2 separate regions of the Mus musculus genome follow, and region 1 is linked to region 2. The links are chromatin loops, found by intact Hi-C in ENCODE. Cell type or tissue: heart. All regions are shown on one strand. Links, peaks and the distances in the headings refer to the core of each region. The heading gives the core; the rest is flanking DNA.

Evidence for each region. Peaks named below come from ENCODE experiments on the same cell type or tissue, not always from the same donor. Only the 100,000 strongest peaks of a DNase experiment are listed, where the experiment ranks them.
Region 1: a loop joins it to region 2, with 9 times the contacts of the local background. A loop is called at or near these places in 29 of 42 quality-filtered maps.

Annotation. Positions count from the first base shown.
Region 1 is chr12:57,821,992-57,830,334 of GRCm38, forward strand. No RefSeq gene overlaps it. Among named protein-coding and RNA genes, the nearest start is that of Gm46329, 130 kb to the right of the region's middle. In heart, for the core only: a CTCF peak has its summit at 3,946; no DNase peak of the experiment used is centred there.
Region 2 is chr12:58,942,710-58,951,052 of GRCm38, forward strand. No RefSeq gene overlaps it. Among named protein-coding and RNA genes, the nearest start is that of Sec23a, 65 kb to the right of the region's middle. In heart, for the core only: a CTCF peak has its summit at 4,736 (motif pointing left); no DNase peak of the experiment used is centred there; H3K27ac peaks cover 441 bases.

The sequences.
Region 1 (8,343 bases), core at 319-8,318, 1.1 Mb before region 2:
TCCCTATGTACCGCAGTCTCAAGTTCCGTGCGATTGGATTGGGGCAGGCACTGTGATCCACTCACCAGAGGTCTTAGGGTCCCGTGGGGAGTCCCGTGTGGACCCTTGCGGGTGTTGGGCAAGACTCTGCTGGCAAGGTAGCCCGGGGCTCGAGTCTCGAGTCGAGCGGAAGGGCCCTTTCCTCTTTCTCTCTCTTCTTTCTCCAACTTCAGATTAGAGTCCAGCAAAGGAAACAGAAACAAGATCTATTTAGGTTTCCAAGTAACTTCATGATCCTTTGTCTCTTTCCTTGCTTGGTCAACTCTTAGGTGACTACAGTGTGTAGAACTGCAGCCTTTAGAGGAGGTTAGGAATAGGTGAGACCATCAGAATAGGGCACAATTGAATACAATTGAGGGTTTGTAAGAAGAAAGACCTGAACACACACACACACACACACACACACACACACACACACACACACAGCATACAACAGTCACAACACACAGACAATGCATACAACAAACACAGAACGCATGCACACAGATTTTATTATGTCACCTCCAGGTTCTTCCAGAAAGAAGGACATCGTGAGATGAGGTTCCACAGCTTTGGATCAGAACTGTGAGCAAAAGAACAAACCTCTTTGATTCTGTGGTATTATGTTACTCACAACAGAAAATAAATGAGATCATTATATTTCACACATAAAATATTCATTGGCAAAAGATTAGACAATTTTAAAAGTGGTCCTTCAACCAGAGAGAGGTTTTTCAGTTTTATCTCTCTTGCAGGCAGTCCAGTGGGAGACAGGAAGCAAGCTGGCTTGCACACATAAGCCAAGCAAATGAACGCCTCGTGTGATAAAGTGCTGAGCTTGAGTTATGGTGAAAACGAGTCCTCTGGACCATCCTCGATAAGCCATGCTTTGGGCTTTGAGAGAAGCTGAAAACGGAGGGAAATGAAAAAAAATCTTCCACTGGAAAGACACTGTAATAAAACCTTAATTTCAGATGTTCATAGAGGAGTATAGAATGAGTGTCAGCTTAAATGTTAGATTAATTAAAGTCAAAGGAAAGAAGACAGATGTGCCCAAGTCTGGGAAAGCATGAAAATATCACAGAAAGAGGTGATAGTGTGGGACACAGAGTAACCAAAACTTGTAAGATATGTGCGAGAGTTGGAATGTTCATGCTTTTTCCAAAATCCACCAGAGAGCTTACTCCGAGGCGCACAGCTAAGGAGAGGCAGGGGTTTTATGAGCTGCTTAGGCCTTGAGGACTCAGCTTTAGAAAAGGGACAGTTGGAGTCGGGCCTCAGGGTTCAAGGTGCTGCCTTGGAAGTATAGACCAGGCCCTCAGCACACACAACGAACACCCAGGCAGGGTCTCTATCACAAACATCCCTGGCTCTAGAATTGTGAGAAATCACTCACAATTATTTATGGGTTACCCACTTTACTGTATGATGTGATAATAATGGTAAATGGATTAAAAATTTCTTTCCTTCTTTTTGGTGTTCAAAAGACAAACTCAGCCTGAGTTAAAGAGGTACCATATGCTGTTTATAGGGAATTCATGCACTGCTAAGTGGCTAAGGAACCACTGTGATGTTATAATGGATGCTGACAATCCTGTAGGCTATCTATATATAGCCTACATATTTAGCCTCTGTATAGTTTATTTTGGCTGGTTTTATGAGAAAAGTTGTCTAGCTGTGGCTTCAGAAGATAATTTTTACTTGAGTTCATGCTAAAAGATATGAGCAAAGGTGGATGAAAGGGATTTCTGTCACTTGGGATCCTTCCTGAGAGAGTCATTTTTCTTGAAACTGGGTGGCAGGAGGGGGAACAAGAACAGTGGAAGGAAGAAGAAGCAGTGGCCGCAGGCTGTGCCTTGCTGAGGAGGGAAGGAACCCCTTGGTGGCAGTGGGTGGTGAGCAACTTCCTGGGGACACTTGTGTCTGCTGTTCTCTTTATGATCCATGAAGGGATCTGTCCCAGCAGGCCCGTTTGCAGCAGGTGGCTTGGGACGCATCAGTGCTTGCTTTCCATGCATATTAGTTCTCTTCCTCTGGGGGGCAGGAAAAGGCAGTGGAGCTTCATAGACCCTGATTACACTCCTCCGCAAATCCCTCCATGTCCAACAGTGATTCAATTTGCTTTGCCAGTCAGGATTCAGGCCACATGTCTTCGAATAATCCCCGATCACCCTCCTCTTCCTCTGACAATGCCTCTTGTTTCTACATATTCTTGGGATATTACAATGCAGACAAGAATAGGAATTGGGAAATTTGGCAGCATCTTTTAGCTATTATATAATATGAATGTAGGGTAAGCCAAGTGAGATAATGTGATAGAATATGATGTCTAGGAGACCATTTCCCCTGTATGCAAAGGGAACACACAGAATTGATACTGAAAACAAGTCTGTTTGTTTTAGGTCTGTTTTTTCTTTGTATCTGGCACTGTGGCAGGTGTGTAATGGATATTTAACCTATGGTATTTAGTTAATGTCATTTAGAAAAGTGAATTACAGCCACAAATTTTAATCACAACAGAAATATAACCCAATGTTATTGTGTGGTCTGGTCTATAAATAAGAACTAAAATCATTATGTAAGGTTAGTAAAGACAGAAAAGAAAGGTCCCTAGTTGGAATGAGATAGGCGGATAGGATTATTTTACGTTTCTTATTTTCATGTTGTTCAGGGGTATGAGTAGAAGGCTGTGCTGTTGGTTAACTGATAACCTGAAATGACCCGCTGTTCTACATTAGACTTCACATGTTCTCTCCTGCAGCTTGAGGTGCTCATGAAGTTGAATGAGGAAAGCTCTTAAGCCCAAGCAGAGGCAGAGTGTGATATATGCTCATTGAAACAGCTGACCCATTTCCTTCTGGGTTTGCTGACTTTAGATGGCAGGCCACAGGATGTGTGTTTGGAATGTAATGTAGATACTGCCTGAGTGTCAAAGTCCTTCCCATCTTAACTGGATGGGTCTATCCTGACCCTAATCATCACCCATGCTATTCTCAGGGTACCTTCAATGGATAAGGTCCCTAGCACAAAGCCACAGTCACCTACAGACGTGTGGTGGTTTAAATGAGAAAGGTCTCCCAAACGTTCTGGTATTTGAATACTTGTTTTCCAGCAAGTGGCATTATTTGGAGGAGATTTAGGAAATATAGCCTTGCTGGAAGAAGTGTGTTATTGGAGGTGTGATTTGAGAATTTGAAGCCTTGCCCTGCTTCCAGTGACTTCTGCTTTGTGCTTGAGGTGAGCACATAAGAGCTCAGCTTCCTGCTCCAGGTGCTCGGCATGCTACTTGCCGTCACACCTCCACACCACGATGGACTCTGACTCTCTGAAACTGTAAGCCCAAATAAACCCTTTATTCTACCAGTGCCTTGGTTATGATATTTTATCACAACAGCAGACAAGAAAAGCTATGGAACTAGGGCACTTGTAGTGTTCTCTGGAGATAGTTGAGAAGGCATTTCAGCAAACTGAAGGTGCTTTCTGACTCTTTGACACATCACCTGCTTTTCAAGCCACCGAGAACATGTTCTTACACTTGTTCGTTGCTTTTATGTGGTGTTAGACTGTTGTGTATGTCGTTGTACATATATCATCATCCAAGGACATGCAATACCAATTATTAGATGAAAATTTTATTCTCATAAGGGAAAATACTACTTAAACACTTCAGTTTTGTGGTCTGGCCAATGCAGGGGCATGGACATGGAGTGTTCCAAACTGAAGGATGCTGACTCTGTGGTGGGACTTAGTAATTCTCTTAGGAAACTGTAGGTTGTTCCCAATCTGTTTGCTGCCTTTAACTAATCCTGTCATACTCTTTACTGTATTCTCAGCAGTGTTCCTTCCTGCTTGGAGGATTCTTCTCACTGCTTTTCTGTCTGTCTTAACTCCCAAGTTACAGAGTTGGCTGCAAAACAATATATTACCATTAGGTGTCGCTGTATGACATAAAATGCACTCAAATAACAAGGAAATCATTTGGATGTATTTTTGAAAAGCACCCGTTTGATAGTGTAAGATAAAAACATCAAGTCTGAAAAAACTTGAAAGTATTGGTTCCTGTACGTAAGGGATGCATACAGAATAATTAGAGAAGTCTTAAGCTGTAATTTAAAGGAAGCAATATTTCTAAGTTTATTTTATTTTCAGGAGACGTTATAAAAGAAAACCTCAACCCTTTAGTTGCTGTTTTCTTGACTTATTTCTGACTTACATTCTCTAACTGCATTCCCATATGTCTTTACTACTCCACACTTTGTTCAGCTCCTGCTACTTGTTATGTATGGACAGTCACCTGTTTTGTCCTCTGTGTTTTCAGTCTATTGGGAATTTTCTTCCTTCCTGAAGCTCTGGCTTCACCTTGACAAAAGCTACTTGCTGCCATAGACAAGCTCAGACCTCAGTCCTCCAGGAAATCGTCCTTGATCTTCTCAGATAGAAGCATAATCCTGTCCTCTGCCTCTGTCTGCCACTGTATGGTGTTGCCACCACAGTGTTTCATGAACATTAGCTTATGTATTTATGCCTGTTTTGTTGTGAAAGAATTGTGATATCATAGCCAAAAACCTAAGCAGTAGTGATCATAATAAAGAAAACACATGAATTGCATAAAAACGGACAAAGGAGGATTTCATACTAGTTTTCTTTTGAAGAATGTCCAGTTACTAGATACTGGAAATTGGCCATACGATGATAACTAGAGGTAATGATAAATGGCAGTATATCAATGTGAGATGGGATGTATCCTACACAGTAGTGTGGGGAGCCGATCAGTACAATTGACTTTCTGGCTGTGATAATTGATGACATGATAAAGTAAACAGCTCATCAATGCCTCCACAGCTCTATTTAAGGCATCTTGCTTTTTAGCTATGCTTGTGTGTATAATAAAAATATAATATACTCTGTCTGTATTCGAGTCAGGAAATGTTTCCCTTTATCTATGCATTGATGATAAAATTAACAAGGGACAGAGGATGCTTGAAGGCTGTCTTAATTTCATTTCTTATCGCTGTGATAAAATACCGTGATACAAACAACTTAGAGCAGTGGGGAGTTATCTGTGCTCAGAATTCCATGTTACAGTCCACCTTTGCAGGGAGGTTAAGGCAGGCAAGAACTGGGAGGAACTGGTTGCATTGCATCTACAGTCAGAAGAAGGAGCAAATGAAATAATGAATGCATGCTTCTGCTTAGTTCCCGTTCTCCTTCTTACAGCTGAGCACCCAAACTGTGGGTGTGGCATAATCCACACTGGGTTGAGCCCTCTTGCCTCAGTGAACTTTATCAAGAGGCATGCCCACGAACGAATCTAACCTAACAGGTCCATCAACAGGACTCTCTTCCCAGGTGAGTCTAGATTGCAGTAAGTTAACAAAACCTCACAAGGAAGAGCTGTGGAAAGTCTATCCAGGTAAAAATGAAGGAGATTCAATTTGGACTACTTGGTCTATCAGAAAAATGAAGATCACATTCATTTCTTACTCTGTCATTTGTATTTGTGATTTTATTGCTGACTTGTCTGTCATTTTTCTTCTTGCTTGAAAGTGAAAATGTGTTTATTTCAGTCACAATTTTCCCAACAACCCAGTTTGGTTTTCTATATGCTTTTAATTCCAGTACTCTGCAGGCAGATCTCTGTTAGTTCCAGGCCAGCCTGGTTTCCAAAGGTAGTTCAAGGACAGCCACGGTAGTTACACAGAAACCCTGTCTAGAGGGAGAGAGAGAGTGAGAGAGAGGGTGGGGGGGGGGAGGGAGAGAGAGAGAGAGAGACAGAGAGAGACAGAGAGAGACAGAGACAGAGAGAGACACAGAGATAGAGACAGAGAGAAAGACTAATTGAATTTAGCTACTAAGCTCCTGTTGTAGTATTGAACAAATTGGTGGCAGTTTTAACTTTATAAGTTATAAGAAACCATTTATATAAATTGGAGTAGCTATACTTTTATTGGACAAAATTACAGGGGAAAATGTATTAATTATTCAGACCTTTGGTATTGCTTTAACCTTTTATGTCTAATATGCTTCTCTAGCTTAGAGCTGTTCCTAAATTTCATCTAAAGCACCTTCAGAAGCACAGAGCACACAGAGACACTTCCAGGGTGTGAGACTGACCAACTCTTGACACCAGTTCCTTACCCAACCCCTCAGGTTCTTAGCAACATGCTGGTCTCAGCCGAAGATTATTGTCTTGGAAGATATGGAATTGATATTCTGATGGGCAGTATCTGGAATTTGGAATTGCCTCTGCTATGTGGACCTAAGTGTTCCCAGCAGAGAATCAGCAGGAAAGGCAACAGCACATCTACCTTCCTTGGTCTCCTCTGGACTCCACTGTGAGTTTCTGCTGATATGATTAAATCTATCCTTTTGTCCCCAGTCAGAATCCAGGGAAAATCTATAAAATGTATATAAACCATAGTCTAGGACTTTTTAACATCAGGTTTTGATTGAGTATTGATAAGATAGACAGTCATAGTAAAACTTTCTTTTTAGAAGCAGATTGGTGAGGGACAGAGACCTACATAGAAGCCCTGCATCTCCTAGACTTTTTAGAGAGGGTTTGCAGGAAGATGAGTGAAGCTCTGTCATGAATTAGACTGCAAGGATAGAGGTGCATGGGAGAGGACATTGCCACTTTCAACCCCATTCTTCAAGAAACTTCAAGAGGACTACTGGGGAAGTTTCAAGTATCCTGTGCCTTCCAAAGACAGGCAGGAGGCCATCAGGTACCTCTCTGGGAGAGCTAAAGCAACTATAGACCAAGGCATTAGGCATATCTCTATTAATTTTTGATTTTAAAGACAATGAGAGAAATAAATATGGAATATAAAGTATAGCAGCATAGACATGCATGTGGATATTGATAATTACATATTTTCACTCTCATTTGTTTTCCGAGATAATAGAACCAATGGCTCTGTAGTAGCAGTGAAGAGATTCAAGACCCAGGCTTGATTTCAAAATATCATTTTTAATGCAGAAGGAATAAATATGAGAACAAATACTTGTCTCTATATCTAGAACAGGAAAAATACAAAAATATCATACAACATCTTACAGTGTCAAAAGTAACACATACTCAAAGACATGAGAATAATCTCCAAAATGGCCAGTGACGTGATACTGAACGATTAAATATATGATGACAGAGGTAAATTATAATGCATAGACTCCATTTAATATGATGAATCCATACATATATAAAGAGTAAATAAATCACCTTATTATTATATAAATTTAGAAACAGTGATATAAAAAGAAATAATGAAAATAAATCATGGCTAGACAGACAACAAAATAACAACTGTAGTAGATAGTAACTATTTCCAAGTGCTAAAATTAGTAAGTGAAAGTCTCATGAAAATAAGAGGAGAAGAAAGAGAGAACAGAAGGAGGGTGTATGATAGGAAAGAGGATGGTTGCATTGTTCCCAAGTATCTTTCAAGCGGTTATCAGCTACAGTTCAGAAAATGCTGAAGTTAAAAGGAAGACTATCCGAGCATCTTTACAGCAAGGTGAGCAAAGTTATCACCATGGACATTAGCATCATGGCCTCAAGCTCACCTCATTTCTGTAGAAAATGTATGTTCACAATGTAATCTTAGAAAACCACAGACACACCTCAAATGAAGACTAACACAAAGAATAACCTGTAACACTGTCTTCAGAAAAACTTCAAAATTTTATAAGACTGAGAAACTGTGCGAGATTGGGGACAACTAAATAGATGTAACAAATAAATGTAATATCTGTTCTTGAGATGGATCCTAGAACAGAAAAGGATATTGATATGACAAGTGCTAAATGTCTGTTAAAGGCTGAGACGCGTTAATCCTACTCTACTAATATTTATGCCATGATTTCAGCAATGGAGCTGTGTAAGTGTATACTTCAACAATGGTGGCTTCTGATTGAAGAATATATATATGAACCCCGTGCCTACTTCAGCATGTTTGTTGTAATTATTTCAGTGCACAAGTTAAGATTGTTTATATTAAGAGAGTAGACAACTGTGCCACAGTTTGTGAAGATACGTTGTCATATATATGCTAGATGAAACTAGTATCCATAGTATGTAAAGAGTGTATATAAATCTATGAGAAAAGAGGAAGAAAATTCAAATAAAAATAGGAAAGGCCTCACCCACATAATAGACAGAAGGTACTCGGATGCCTGGTCCTCAAGCACATGAGGCAGTGAAATACATAGACTTACATAAACGGGTTGGCTGAAAGTGTATCAGTAAGAGTGAGAATCACAAAGAGCTTTTGTAAAACTGGAATTCTCACATGCTACTTTGGAGAACTACTGTGTGGGAGCTGT
Region 2 (8,343 bases), core at 239-8,238:
TTATTGCTTCTGGGATAGCAAGCAGGCTTCTACTACTCTGAGCACATTCCACGAGGTTGTAAAACCATTAAACAAAGGTCATAAAAAGGGAACTAACGATTTACTATAGGTGCTAGGACAGAAGATAAAATACTAACTGAGTTTATCTATACAAAACTTCACTAATACCTTGGTTATGGTTTTTAACTCTTCATGAACCTGCAGAGCTGGTGACAGGTGATGAATGTTAAGCCAGATAATTACTCCTAATGGATATGTATGGAAACACTCTCTGCTGTAAACTTCTTATTCGATTTACAATTTGAATTTATGTGTAAATGTATGATGAACTTTTAGCCATCTGATCATCTATTCTAAAAGATGTACATGTGCTGAGGACAAAGAAAAGAGAGCATTCTCCTTTCGTTTATTTCCTCGCCAGATGCCCTTAAGTGCTTATCCCCCTTTTTTATTTGACCCCTCATCCTCCTTTTCTTACAAGCCCTTTTCCCCTTTTTTCTTAGATAGATTTCACAGGAAACATTTTAGAATTTAGAAATAAATCTAAAATCACTTTTCAAAGTGTCCCTTTTTCTTCCTGTGACTTCAACTAGCAGCAGGCTGTAAGTTAGAGCTTCCCAGTTCCTGCAGAAATAGAACAAGGGCTACATTACCTAATCCCCAGTGGCTTTTAATCCTCAGAAAGAGCCAGAAAGTTTTTAGAACCTTTTAGAAGCTATCAACAAGCATTTAGTATAGTTAGAGAGCTAGAACATCTGGAGACCATCAGTCTTTAAAACCACACCTGAGTCCAACTCTGTGTCTCATTTCAACCCGCTCCAGGCCTGGACACTCCCAGCACACCTGTATACAGAGATGCACAAAATAAAGAAATAAAATGTAAAAACAACAAATGTTTTTAAGAATGAGTGTGTTAAAAGTAAAACTGTGGCACTTTTATCTCAGGTGTAACCAACTGCTGTCTAGTTAAGGCCCACTCAACAAGAAGGAATTGACACCAGTTATTGTAGATGTAGCCTGTTATCCATAGCTGTCCATAGCTGGAGAGTCATAGACTCAAGAAGAGAACATACTTATGCCAGTTTCCTAATCTAATATAATGTCTGTTTCCTAAATACCTATCCCTATACCCACATAAGTGTAGCTCTCACCCTCCCTGCCCCCATCACAGACGCTTCTGTTGCAATATATGGAAGCTGTTGCAGAGATCCACGGCTGGTCAAATACAAAGAATAAGTGATTGCCTTGTGTCCAGCTCCAATCAATACATCTGCAATTAAACCTACACCTGAAGCTCAGGGAAAAATCACAGAACAGAGGGAGAAAAGATTAAGAGCCTGAGGCTAAGGATACCTGTGGATAAATCGCGCTCTCTAGACACAGCAGAGAAAATGCAGGAGCCACAAGAAAGTTTAAAATCAACACACTGGGGCTGGAGAGATGGCTCAGCGGTTAAGAGCACTGACTGCTCTTCCGAAGGTCCTGAGTTCAAATCCCTGCAACCACATGGTGGCTCACAACCATCCGTAACGAAATCTGACGCCCTCTTCTGGAGTGTCTGAAGACAGCTACAGTGTACTTACATATAATAAATAAATAAATCTTTAAAAAAAATCAACACACTGGACCTGGGGTGGCAGTGAGCAGCCATATTGGATCAGGAAAGTTATGAAGGCCAACAGCTAGCTAAAGGACCTGGTCACCATCTGAGCTGATGTCTCCTGGGATGGGATTGAGAGAAAATCAACAGGTAATGGCAGCCAGCCAGAGAGCAAATGCAATGACCTTCTAGGCAGAAGCTGCAGAAGACCCAATGTCAGTGAAGATCAACACAAGCAGTAGGAATCTTGGTTACTGTCAGGCCAAAGAGGAGGAGAAGAGCGCGTGTTCCCAGGCCAAGCACCCTGCTGACAGCTCAGGCCATTCACAGAGAATGATATGCTACCTACCTCAAGGCACTCCTTAGCACACGGACCACATGCTCTCTGTGGGCAGTGAGTGTTCCCTTCACCTTGTCAGTCACAGCTAAAGACATTATCAGTTTGCCCTTCGTAGCGCATCTCTGTGACGCGCTACGAAGTAGTGGGTATTACTATGTATTATTTCCTTCTCTGTAAAAGGCAGGAGACAATGTAACATGGCTCACACACAAGCCTCCTGTAACCACAAGGACAGACAGTCTTACAGGGCATTTATTACATACCAGGCAGGATTCCACTCTGCCATTCAACTCTTTAACACTTCTGTGTAAACCTGGGCTTTCCTCCATCATACCTGTACCAGAGATGTTAAAGGACCTGCCCAGATTTACATCGCAACAGATAGGAAAGCCAAACCTTGGACCTACTTGGTGTCCCAGAGTCTCTGCTACACGCTGTCACTTCCTATTTGTGTGTGAAATTAACATGAATGGTATTTCTCCATAAAAGAAATGGCCTCCTCTATCTGTTTCCCTGGGTAAAGATACATTTGATAATGCTGTTTCGTCATGTTTAAAGGCTGCAATGCTTTTTAGTTTAAAATACTTAGTGGATGAGACATACAAGAATTGTGAACCTATAAACTTGATTGAATATGGTAAATGAGGATAATAACTACTAGAGCAGAAGAGAAATTTCTGATCCCAGAACTACTAAGAAAAACCTGATCATAATAATACAGACGTGGTCTACTCCTGTTGGAATTAGCTCTTTATCTTTTAAATATCCTGCATGTACATTGAAGTGCATAACCACCAATACTCTAGAACAGTTGTTACATTTATTATTGCTTTTGAAAATAATCACTAAATAGCATGACCGGTTCCCATAATGTGGAGAGAGAAAGGGAGAGAAGGGTGAGGGAGGGAAAAGAGGAAGTTTCATGGTAAAGAACCAGGTTTCTTCAACAACAACAAAAAAAAAATGGGGGAAGCGGGGACTGTGTCTGTGTTCTTTTTCTTTTAGTAACAGGTTTTCTACTTAGCACATTTGTCTTGGTAAAGGTCATTTCTTCAATGGTGTTTAGATGGTTGAACAATTGAAATGACCTCCCACATCTGAGGCATTTATTATTTTCTTGCTGACAAGGCCGGCCTCAAATGGAGGAATCAATTCTTCATTACTGAAAAAGAAAAACAAACCGAAAAACAAAAAAAGAAACATTGACTTTCAAAATTCAGACAATTTTCAGGGCAATTCTTGGTTTCATTTAACAATTATAAGAAAGACTGAAAAGCTTCTATGATCCTTCAGTCCTAGTAATATCTTTTTAAGATTTATTCTTTCATTTTATGTATATGAGTATTCTGCCTGCATGTATGTATGTGCACTACAAGTGTGCCCAGTGCCTGCAGATGCTAGAAGGGGCATTGGATCCCCTTGAACTGAAATTACAGTTTTAAGCTGCTGTGTGGATGCTGGAAATTGAACCCAGGACTTCTGCAAGAGAAGCAAACGTTCTTAAGTACTCGAGCATCCCTCCAAGCTTCTGGCAATACTTTTTTAAAATGCTAAGGACTGAAGATGTCGGTCAGTTGGTAATGTGTTTGCCTAACATGTGTAAAGTACTGGGTTCAGTTTCTAGCACTCTATAAACCCACTGCAGTCACACACACACACACACACACGCACCCACACACACACACACACACACACAAACCTGTAATCACATCACTTTGGAAATCGAGGTGGGTGAATCAGAAATTCAAAGTTATCCTTAGCAACGCGTGGTGAATTGAGGCCGTTCCAGGCTACTTGAGACCTTGTCTTTAGAAGACAATTCTGGGGTCTAGAGAGTTCAGCCGTTGAGAGCACTTGCTGCTTTTACAGAAGGACCTGGATTCAGTCCTCAGAACCCTACATAGGATGCCTCACAGTCACCTGTGTCTCCCAGCTCGGCTGGGTCTCAGCTGTTATCCTGTGTGGGCACTGTCAGTCGGGTACCTAACGCACACATGCATATGATTAATAATAAAATAAATCCTTTTGAAAAGGTCTCTATACGAACTGTTATCCAAACTAGATCTAGCCAATACCTAGAAACCGCTGATTGGAAACAGCTAAGATTCTCAGGATTTACCTAAGTTGCATATCTGTACAGAGGACCTCCACTCACAAAGGTAAGTGATTGGTGCAAGCATGGGAACTGAGACAGCTTTGAAGGATAAAATTGACCACTAAATGTAACTTTCAGACATAAAAGTCATGACATGACAGTCTCCCTGCTGTGGCTAGCTTTTGCTGGAGAGCGGCATCATACCTTGAATGTGTATTCAGGCTGTAAAGAAAATGGAAATGTAGCCAATGTGTTAGACATTCTATGAAAATATGTTGGTCAAACTTGCGGTCACACCTCGAGATGCAAAAAATGACGTGACCCTCACACAGACTTCCACGGGCTGCAGGCTCACAATCGCCACTTTTAAATGAGTTGAGTCACAGAGAAAATTAAAAGCTTTATGTATTTACCGTTTTCCTGTGGGAATATAGACTTTGAAAGCTTTTCACTTACGATGGAGCGCTAAAGTGTTTTCCCATTATGTACCCTTTCAGGAAATTGTATTTTACTTTGAGTCCAATTATTTCAGACAGAAACAGATATTAGCTTTCAAAAATCGAAGATTAGCAAAGCATGAATGTTGGTAGGGGGAAAATCACAAAAAGTATTAGGGGGGGAAAAGTCAAAATTTAAAGTACGAAAGAGTCCTGAGTTTCCTGTTGTGTGGTAGCTACTGCCCCCTGGTGGAGTAAAGGTGCTAATGCGGCCATCGGCTTCTGCTGCTCAATGGACATGTCTTTCTGAAGTGTTATTCCATTTACTTTCAATGTATTTTTTTTTCTTATTTCATTTCTTTAGTAATTGCATCTCTTCTTTGCTGAATGTTTCATAAGGAGCCAGGGTGAATTTAAATGTTCACTCAACCCAAGAGCTATGGGAGCAATTCTCCAAATCAGTGGACGACACAACCCAGAGAAACATAATGGCGCACCCATCTCCCAGCAGAGCAAAAACACGCAGAATAATCTGCATCTCTTGATGAGGTTCGGCCCTCAACCCCTCTAAAGTTTAACAATAAAGAACGCGTGGCTAGAAATAAAACTGCCTCACTAATTTTGTGAAATCACAAGATTCAGAAATAAAGGACAAACTCTAAGGCCTGAGTCACCTAGCTCATGGAAAAAAAAAAAATCTTCCCCTGATTATTTGAAATGAGATCATGATTTTCCTCCCAGAGAGTTTTGAGGAGGACGAATGATTAAATGCTGGATGCCTCTCTCCCTGCAGATATATGGCTGGTAGGTTATTTCTATTTCTAACTTTCTCGAATCATCAGCAACTGGTATTTTTAGCACAGGGCTCTGCTCTATAAACCACCTCACCTCTGGTTTGTCAGCACTCGTATCACCTACACACATTGCATAGAAGACGACCGAATGCTAGCATCTCTGAGCTGACATTTTCAGGGTTATGCAAGGCAGGGTAGTGTTATATGAGAATGTAAACTCCAAGGAAGGACTCTCCTCACTAAACACCATGCTTTCTCATGGCTGAAGTCTACAAAGGATACCTCACCGAAGAACAAAGCCAAGGGGCAGAAACCCTCAGAACATGACAGACCACAGGATGCTGTAACCTCAAGTCACCACTTTCACTAGGAGCAGACAGGAGCTCTTCCAAAGCACCTTTAAGACAAGCATAGGTTTTCTAATTGTTTATTACATATGTATTGTGTGGTACCATACATGTCTATGTGCACTTTTACCTACGTCTTCTGCATGCACATGGATGTATAGGTCCACATGTGTGTGGAGGCTAAGGTTGACAATAGATATCTTAGTTGACGATTTCTGTGTGTGTGTGTGTGTGTGTGTGTGTGTGTGTGTGTGTGTGTGTGTTTCCTCTTTACAGGCTTCAAGCTGTTTACCTGTGTTCTCTTGTATTTCTTTTTTTATTAGATGTTTTCTTCATTTACATTTCAAATGCTATCTCCAAAGCCCCCTATACCCTCCCCCGCCCTGCTCCCCAACCCATCCACTCCCGACTTATATAATGAGGCAGCGTCTCTTGCTGAACTTCTACATTGCTGATCCACCTAGTCTAGCTATTTAGCTTGTTCCATAGCGTCTGTGTCTCTGCCTCCCGAGTACTGGGAACCAGCTTTTATATGGTCCTTGCACTTGTGTGACAAGTGTTCTCACCGCAGCCAAAGCACAGATTTTCATTAGAATTGGTTGATATTCAATTCTTGTCATTGTACACATGACTGAGAAAGCATACTATATTCCACAAATATATGCAATCATTGCATGTCTATGTTTAGAAAAAAACAGCTGTTAAGATTGGGGGAGTGGACAATTTATAAGCAAAATCAGTAAGAATAAAAATATTTGGGCTGGCAAGGTGGCCCAGCAGGTAAGAGCACTGATTGCTCCTCTGAAGGTCGTGAGTTCAAATCCCAACAACCACATGGTGGCTCACAACCATCCATAATGAGATCTGATGCCCTCTTCTGGTGTGTCAGAAGTCAACTGCAGTGTACTTGTGTATAATAATAAATAAATCTGTGGGCTGGAGCGAGCAGGGACTGAGCGAGGGAAGTTGACTGGAGCGAGTGGGGCCAACCAGAGCAAGCAGAGGTCCTAAAAATTCAATTCCCAACAACCACATGAAGGCTCACAATCTTCTGAACAGCTACAGTTATATTCACATACATAAAATAAATAAATCTTTAAAATGAAAAAAAAAGAATGAAAATATTTTTTAAAAGTTGTATGTTCAAGAGAGTCATTCTGGAGCAAGGGTTGGAGTCTCGGTAAAGATCTCCATGAGCCAAACGAAGAATACATAGAACAGAGCCAGTCCAAAGAAGCTGTCTTAGAACCATCCTTAGAGCCGGGCGTGGTAGCACACGCCTTTAATCCCAGCACTTGGGAGGCAGAGGCAGGCGGATTTCTGAGTTCGAGGTCAGCCTGGTCTACAAAGTGAGTTCCAGGACAGCCAGGGCTATACAGAGAAACCCTGTCTTGGAAGAAAAAAAAAAGAAAGAAAGAAAAGAAAAAGAACCATCCTTAGGAACCGGAATAATGAGAACGTTGCATATCATTCAGACTCTTCTGGTGCATAAATGTATAGCAAATGGCTTGGACCAATGTCAAGATAATATAGTAGACCCTATGTGAGCCCTGAGCTAAGTCATACATGAAAACATAGACAAATGATTTTGTAACTCTGCACAGGATGAGGTGAGGCCATTGTTAAATGGGGCTGTCTGTAATGAGAGGCTTTTAAGTGATGCAAATATCAGCAGCCTGAGAGTCCCCAAGTATAGGTCAGATGTCCCTCATACTAAGCCAGTGTAAAGGGATACGTGGAGACAAAAAAATAAAGTAGCTTTTTTTGATAGGACCTGGTAGTGTAGTACAGCGATGGCGTGTGCTTAGCATTCATAAGACCGTTAGCACACAAGCTCCGTCTTTACACACACACACTGCTCAGGGTCAGGAGGCAGAGGCAGGCAGATCTCTTCAAATTCAAGTGAAGCTTAATATACAGTGAGTTGCAGGCCAGCTATAGCTACATAGTGAGAACCTGTCGCAAAAAAAAAAAAAAAATCTACCTTCCATAATTATTTGGCCCTTATTTATTCGCTGTGCGGGTCACAAAGGCCTGTGTTGAATCATGTGTATTTCTCACGACTGATAAAGACCATCTGTGGTTAGGAGGTCAGATGACTCCGAAGGTACAGATGCCACCCAACCTGATGACCTGAGCTTAATCCCTGGAGCCCACCAGGTAGAAGGAAAGAATTAGATCCCACAAGTTATACTCTGCTCTCCACACACAGCTGTGCACACAAACAAATAAATAAAGGTAACTTAAAATGTAAAGTCCTACTTTATTCAGAAAGCTGTAAATATTAATTCTGCTGGATATTGTTAAATGAGATACCTCAACTGTGTGAAATTTACCTTTTCTAAGCAAATGGATAAGATGAGAAGGCATCTCCCGGAACTCTGCCCAATACTGCCACAATATTTCACATGTAGCTTGGCTGGGGAATATTGACTCCCTATACATTCCAATGCAGTCAGGCCAGAGGGTAAATCATTAGTCACCAGGACCTTTGTTGCACAGGTGAGTTTAATTTATCTCAAATAATGAGTAGTTATTTCAACAGTGAATGCATTTAGGAGCAATGGTAAGAGGAACCTACAGCCATGCTTCAAGATTTAGCACAATCTGGGAACCATTTTGCAGCAGTAGCCACTGCCCAGTGTCCCACCATCAATTCGCTGCTTCTAGATGATGTTTCTCCTCTGTCTCCCTGCTTTCTTCTCATTACAGAATGCCTAGTGACTTCTG